Regions from separate parts of the Homo sapiens genome. Here region 1 is linked to region 2. Evidence: chromatin contacts called from ENCODE Hi-C or POLR2A ChIA-PET data. All regions are on one chromosome and are shown on one strand. Each heading gives the region's core, a stretch centred on a gene start or an enhancer-like site at or near the end of the contact. The rest is flanking DNA. Distances are from core to core; before and after follow the strand shown. Region 1 overlaps KIAA1217. Region 2 holds the start of DNAJC1 (DnaJ heat shock protein family (Hsp40) member C1).

The links. A loop is a pair of places that touch in the nucleus more often than their neighbours do. ChIA-PET counts read pairs that join two places held with the same protein, here RNA polymerase II (POLR2A). Pooled maps may share reads with other maps.
Region 1: a pooled map shows a loop between it and region 2 (4-fold over the local background). The contact joins the enhancer-like site here to the promoter of DNAJC1 in region 2. A Hi-C loop is called at or near these places in 2 of 50 pooled maps. POLR2A ChIA-PET finds 5 or more read pairs at or near these places in 2 of 52 experiments (A673 and PC-9).

The regions. Positions count from the first base shown.
Region 1 is chr10:24,381,808-24,384,604 of GRCh38, reverse strand. All of the region lies in intron 3 of KIAA1217, which reads right to left. Among named protein-coding and RNA genes, the nearest start is that of MIR603, 110 kb to the right of the region's middle. RefSeq lists enhancers at 871-1,030, 1,181-1,260, 358-1,557. Within about 2 kb of position 1,389, at least 21 of the 41 ENCODE cell types and tissues checked have a DNase peak (open chromatin) inside an H3K27ac peak, as active enhancers do; they include A673, where a contact is called at or near this core.
Region 2 is chr10:22,002,460-22,005,159 of GRCh38, reverse strand. It overlaps DNAJC1 (DnaJ heat shock protein family (Hsp40) member C1), which reads left to right and starts at 1,430. Exons shown (of 12, transcript NM_022365.4): 1 at 1,430-1,947. The coding sequence starts at 1,726. RefSeq lists enhancers at 1,177-1,306, 1,337-1,386, 1,266-1,766 and a silencer at 1,427-1,796.

The sequences.
Region 1 (2,797 bases), core at 140-2,639, 2.4 Mb before region 2:
AGATCGTTCCACTGCACTCCAGCCTGGGCGACACTGAGCCAGCTGGGTTGATGTTGCCCTTGACAGCCTCTTTGTCCAAATCCATGGAATGTACAACAGCAAGAGTGAACCCCAGTGTAAACTATGGACTCTGGGTGATATCAATGTGTCGGTCTCATTTCATTGATCGTAACAAACGTACCACTCTAGTAGGGTATGCTGATCATGGGGGAGGCTGTTCATGCGTGGAGGCCAAGGGTGTATGGGAACTGTCTGTACTTTCTGCTCGATCTTGTTACAAACCTAAAAAATTGCTCCTAAAAAATAAAATGATAAAAAAAATTCATGATAAACCATCAAAATTTTAAATAAAGGCAAGATCAACAGGGCTTCATGAGAGAACTTAAAACTCTATGGATTGAGATAAAGTGACAACATACAGATGCCAAAAGACACCCAGGGCTTCCAGATGGCATCAACAGCGGGTTTCCAGGGGGGTTACAGCTCAAAGTATCCAGTCGGCATATCTGAGGCCCCATGGAGTTGCAGCTGTGCTTCTGGGCCACCCAGGTGCTGGTAGACACCCTGCTCATGGCCGGGGCTCTCTGGGGAGCACTGTTTATCCCAGGAACCCGTGCGTCTGTGTGTTAAATAAGGCCAGGCAGGCGGGGAGTTTCCCAAAGACTAAGCTGAGCAAGGCCCCTGGGAGGGAGACTGCATTTGCACTTGCTGTGAGTCACATTTTCCTTTTTATTTCCCGTCCAGGCTCAACTGGATTACGCCATAAGGGCCAGGTGCGGCTGGGGGGACATTCCCCAATCGGCCACAAAGAGGCGGTCAAGGGCAACATCAACCCAGCTGGCCCAGTGCCAGCCTCATTTTCTGGAACCAGAGCTTCCCTTGGCTTTGGCAAGAAACTTCTCATTTCTCTCCTCTCCTCTTACTGTGTTCCTTTGTTTCTATCCAGGAGTAGTGAAAAATGGCAGGCCAAAAAGCCCCTCACAGGGAGGGCAGAATAAACAGGTCAGATGCATTTTTCAGCCTGCTGTGACAGCACACCGGCACTCTACAGCAAAGGATGCTGAGTAAAATGGAGCAATTTGCAGAAGCGTGGCCACCCCGTGCGAAAACACCCGCCACCCTCAGCCATTCCTTGGGCAAGCCGGCCCCAGCTCCTGCAGCCTCTCTGCCCCAAGGCTTGGTTCCTGAACCCAGCAAGTCTCAACCTGCACTGCCAACCGTTCTTGGCTGCAGAGGAAATTCCTTCCTTTAAGACAAAAGATCCATTATCCGACAGAGTCAAAGTTCCCCCAGGTATGGGGGAAGGCGGACAGGCATTTATTCTTATCTTCGTTTTGGTTTGCAGAGCTGAGGTTATCTTTACAGAGACCTGAGCTCATTTCCTCCAAGCACAAAGGAGAAATCCCATTCCTTGCCTGGCTCCTAAGTGTGAGTGGAGTTAAGAAAGCACAAGTTTCAGGCCAGACATGCTGGCTCATGCCTATAATCCCAGCATTTTGTGAGGTTAAGGTGGGAGGATTACTTGAGTCCAGGAATTCCAGACCAGCCTGGGCAACATAGTGAGACCCCATCTCTACAAAAAATAAAAAATTAGCCAGGCGCCTGGGTGCGTGCCTGTAGTCCCATCTACTCTGAAGGCTGAGATGGGAGGATCCCTTGAACGTGGGAAGTCGAGGCTGTAGTGAATCATGATCATGCCATTGCACTCCAGCCTGGGTGACAGAGCAAAACTCTGTCTCAAGAAAAAAAAAAAAAAAAAAGAAAAGAAAAACCACAAATTTCTTGAATCCACACAGAAAGCCCCAGCCTGGTGACGGTGTGGAAGCCTGTGTCATCTTGACACTGTCTTGGCCCATGATGCTCCTTGGGTGTGTCCCTCCCCTGTGTGTCCTTGTCCCTTCATTTGTAAGATCATGTTAATGGGAACTGGAGCCCTGGACTTCCCACTGCTGCCACTTAATTAAGTGTGTGAGCTCAAACAAGCAAACACACACATAAACAAAAAGCACATTTTCTGTGGTCTTCTCTCATTTATACAATGAGGATCCTAGATTACTAACCTAAGATCAAATTTTAATTTGATCTTAATTTGATCAAAATTTAATTTGACACAAAATTTAATGTTAAATATTAATATTGATAATACAAATAATAACAAAGTTGTAGGGTTTTTTTTTAGGACAGCTAGGACAATGTCTGAATTCAGTCTGCTTGGGTCATTATCTGCAGCAAAGGAACTAAAATCAGGGTACCTTCTCTCACATCAATCTTTTTCTTTCTTCTCCCAGCAAGGCATTTGCTCAGTTTTACATGGCAGAGTTCAGCTGTCTTTTGCACGTGCTAGACTCTGAAGGCTTTTGCATGTTGACTCTTTTCCTGTCCCCTCTTATCCCCAAGCCCATCTGTTTGCAAACACAAGTACCCAAATCAGAACCTTAACATGGCAATGAAGCATAAGAAACATCTGCCCCCTTGACAGAGAGGTCTAAATCCTCACGACTTGTCCATTTTGTTAAAGCGCCAAAAAAAGCAATTAAAAAAGCAAAGCAAGATAGAAAGTAAACTTCCAATACAAAAAAAAAAAAAAGGAAATGATACGTGGTAAAATCATAAAAAGAATCCTTCTGCCTTTCAGAAAAGCTGTGCCCTACACACACCAAGCCCCTCTATCCTTTCACGTGGTAGTGGGAACAGCCTCGTGTTTATGGTTCTTATGAACAGTCATGCAGATGTTAGCCACATTGTCCCTTTTTGTCATCTCCTCCACTGGACTACCAGACAGGTGCAGCAGGGCTGG
Region 2 (2,700 bases), core at 181-2,680:
ACTAGGCTGTCTGCTACAAGATCGGGGTAAGAATCCCAGATTTGTGGCAATATGGCACCAGTTTCAAAGGTTTTATTGCACTTAATCTAATGATCAAATTAGGAGAAAAGATGAATGTTACTATAATATGTAAAAGTAGTGCTTAAGATCATTAATTTCATCTTATTTCGATGTTTTGTTCATTGAATAAACAGTAACCTAATTTAGGGACTTGGTAAAGATGACGTTCACTTTAAGAAAACTGATATAACCAAAAATAAACTAGGCTGGGGGTGGTGGCTCATGCCTGTAATCCCAGCAGTTTGGGAGGCTGAGGTGGGTAGATCACATCATGTGAGGTCAGGAGTTTGAGACCAATCTGGCCTACACGGTGAAACCCCGTCTCTACTAAAAATACAAAAAATTAGCCAGGCATGGTGGCAGGAGTCTGTAATCCTAGCTACTCGGGAGGCTGAGCCAGGAGAATTGCTTGAACGTGGGAGGCAGAGGTTGCAGTGAGCCGAGATGGTGTCATTGCACTCCAGCCTGTGCAACAAGAGCAAAACTCCGTCTCTAAATAAATAAATAAATAAACTAAAAATCTGTGGTAGGGGGAATGGTGGTAGGGAGGTAGTCACAGGATTCAGTTCAACTAATTGAGTGCTCTCATGTGCTATGCATTGTGCTAAGCACACAATAATAAAGTCCACACAAGAGAATTGTGGTGGAGAAAATAACTTGAAAAGAGCTTGAACAGAAGCAATGCAAGACTAGAAGGTGAGACATTGTTATGGGAGAGGAGGTTTTTAGCCTGTCTTTTAAAACAGAAACATCTCAATTGAGGTCTGTTTTCAAAGGAACCCCAACTGGAGGTGGGCTAAGGTGGATAAACTACATTTCTCCTCCAACTATGATTGAGTCACCATTATTAACTGTTAATTCTACCAGGTCATTTTATGGTATTATGCCTGTAAATCTTAATTCATAATTAGAAGTATACTTTTTGTTTTGGTTTCAATTCCTTTTCTGCTCTACCTCTCTCTACTTACTAGATTTGCCCCTTTTAGAACCTGGTTCAACTTGTCCTGTCTTCTTTGCTGATGGACTAATTAAATGCATGGAAGCCATAATCAATTAATCAGGCTTCAAATATGCTTTTAGTGTTCGATAGCTAGGGGAGAGGAAGACAGTAGCTATTTCAGGGGAAGTCCACGTGGGGCGTTCCAGATGGACGCGAGATGGCTATAACCGTCCCTGTCTCTCAGCCCATGTGGGCGCAGGTACAGCTGCTCCGTGCGCGCCAGTGATTGAGAGGCATTTCACCCAGGCCCAGATCTGGGGCGCCAGGCGTCCAGGCTTCCGGCCACGCCCCCTTCCCGCGGTTGCTAGGAGACATGATGTCACCGGAAGCGAGGCCTGGGATAGGCTGAGGCGAAGGGAAGCCTCACCCACTGTGCAGCCCAGGCGCCGGGCGCTGCCTCTACAGCTGTGTGTAGGCCTGGGGGCGAGGGTCTTCGGAACGTAGCGCTGGCTGCGGCCCCGCCCGCCTACCCACCCGCCCGTCCGGCAGCCGGCTCCCGCCGCCTCCGCGCTCTGTCTGGGGCCAGCCACCTGGCGGGCCGCTCCGGTGCGCCTGCCCGCGCTTTTCACTGACAGGCGCTGTTCCCCACAGCCAGCGCCGCCCGCCACGTCCCAGCTCTCGGCCAACGGAGCTGCGCGGCGGGTGACCTTTCCGAGCCCAGCGCGATGACGGCTCCTTGCTCCCAGCCGGCGCAGCTTCCTGGACGCCGCCAGCTCGGGCTGGTGCCGTTCCCGCCGCCGCCGCCGCGGACGCCGCTGCTGTGGCTGCTGCTGCTGCTGCTGGCCGCCGTGGCGCCGGCGCGCGGCTGGGAGAGCGGAGACCTGGAGTTGTTTGACTTAGTGGAGGAGGTGCAGCTCAACTTCTACCAGTTCCTCGGGGTGCAGCAGGTAAGCAAGGAGGCGCGCGGGGCCGGGCGGAGAGGGGCCAGGGCAGGCGTCAGGCGACCCGGTTCCTCAGAGACAGCCGGACACGTAGGGCAGGGCTTGGTCACCCCGGGCTCTGGCTGCCCTCAGCTCGGGTCACCGGGGTCCTCAGCCTTGGAAGGACGTGTCCGTCTTCCCCAGATCTTTACTCCTGCTTCAACTTTTCTAGTCCCAGCCCCAGTGACAGGCTGGACGGCGCCACTAGCCTAGGGTGGCGATGCCTTCTCTCTGCTCCGGCGTTCTGGGGAAGAGCCTTCCCCCTCCAGCTGTGCTGGAGGAAGAACGAAGAGTGGTGTGGGTAGACTTTTTTTTTTTTTTAATTTAACACCTACCTTTTGCCTTCCTGTCCCCCTGAATGTGAGAAAGAGCAGCCGCTTCTCACCCTAAACTGTCATCTTCCACCGATACTTACCTCATCCTTATTCTTATTTCAGCTGCCTCCCCTCCTCTTCCCTTCTGGGAAAGTAGGAATGCACTGTGGCCAGTGTCTGTGTTGCAAAAGTTTTTCTTACTTTGTACTTCGTCATCTTTTTAGCCTGTTAGGTAGATGTTTGTTTCGCTTTCGCAGTTTAGAAATCTGGAGGAATTTGAAGCGTCTAACCAGGTTGGAGGTGTTAAGTTTTTTGAGCAGCAAAGGACTTGGGATGCGATTGGAAGAGAAGCCCCCGGTCAGTAATGTAGGAATGGGTTTTTTTTTCCCCTTTTCCTTTTGTTTCA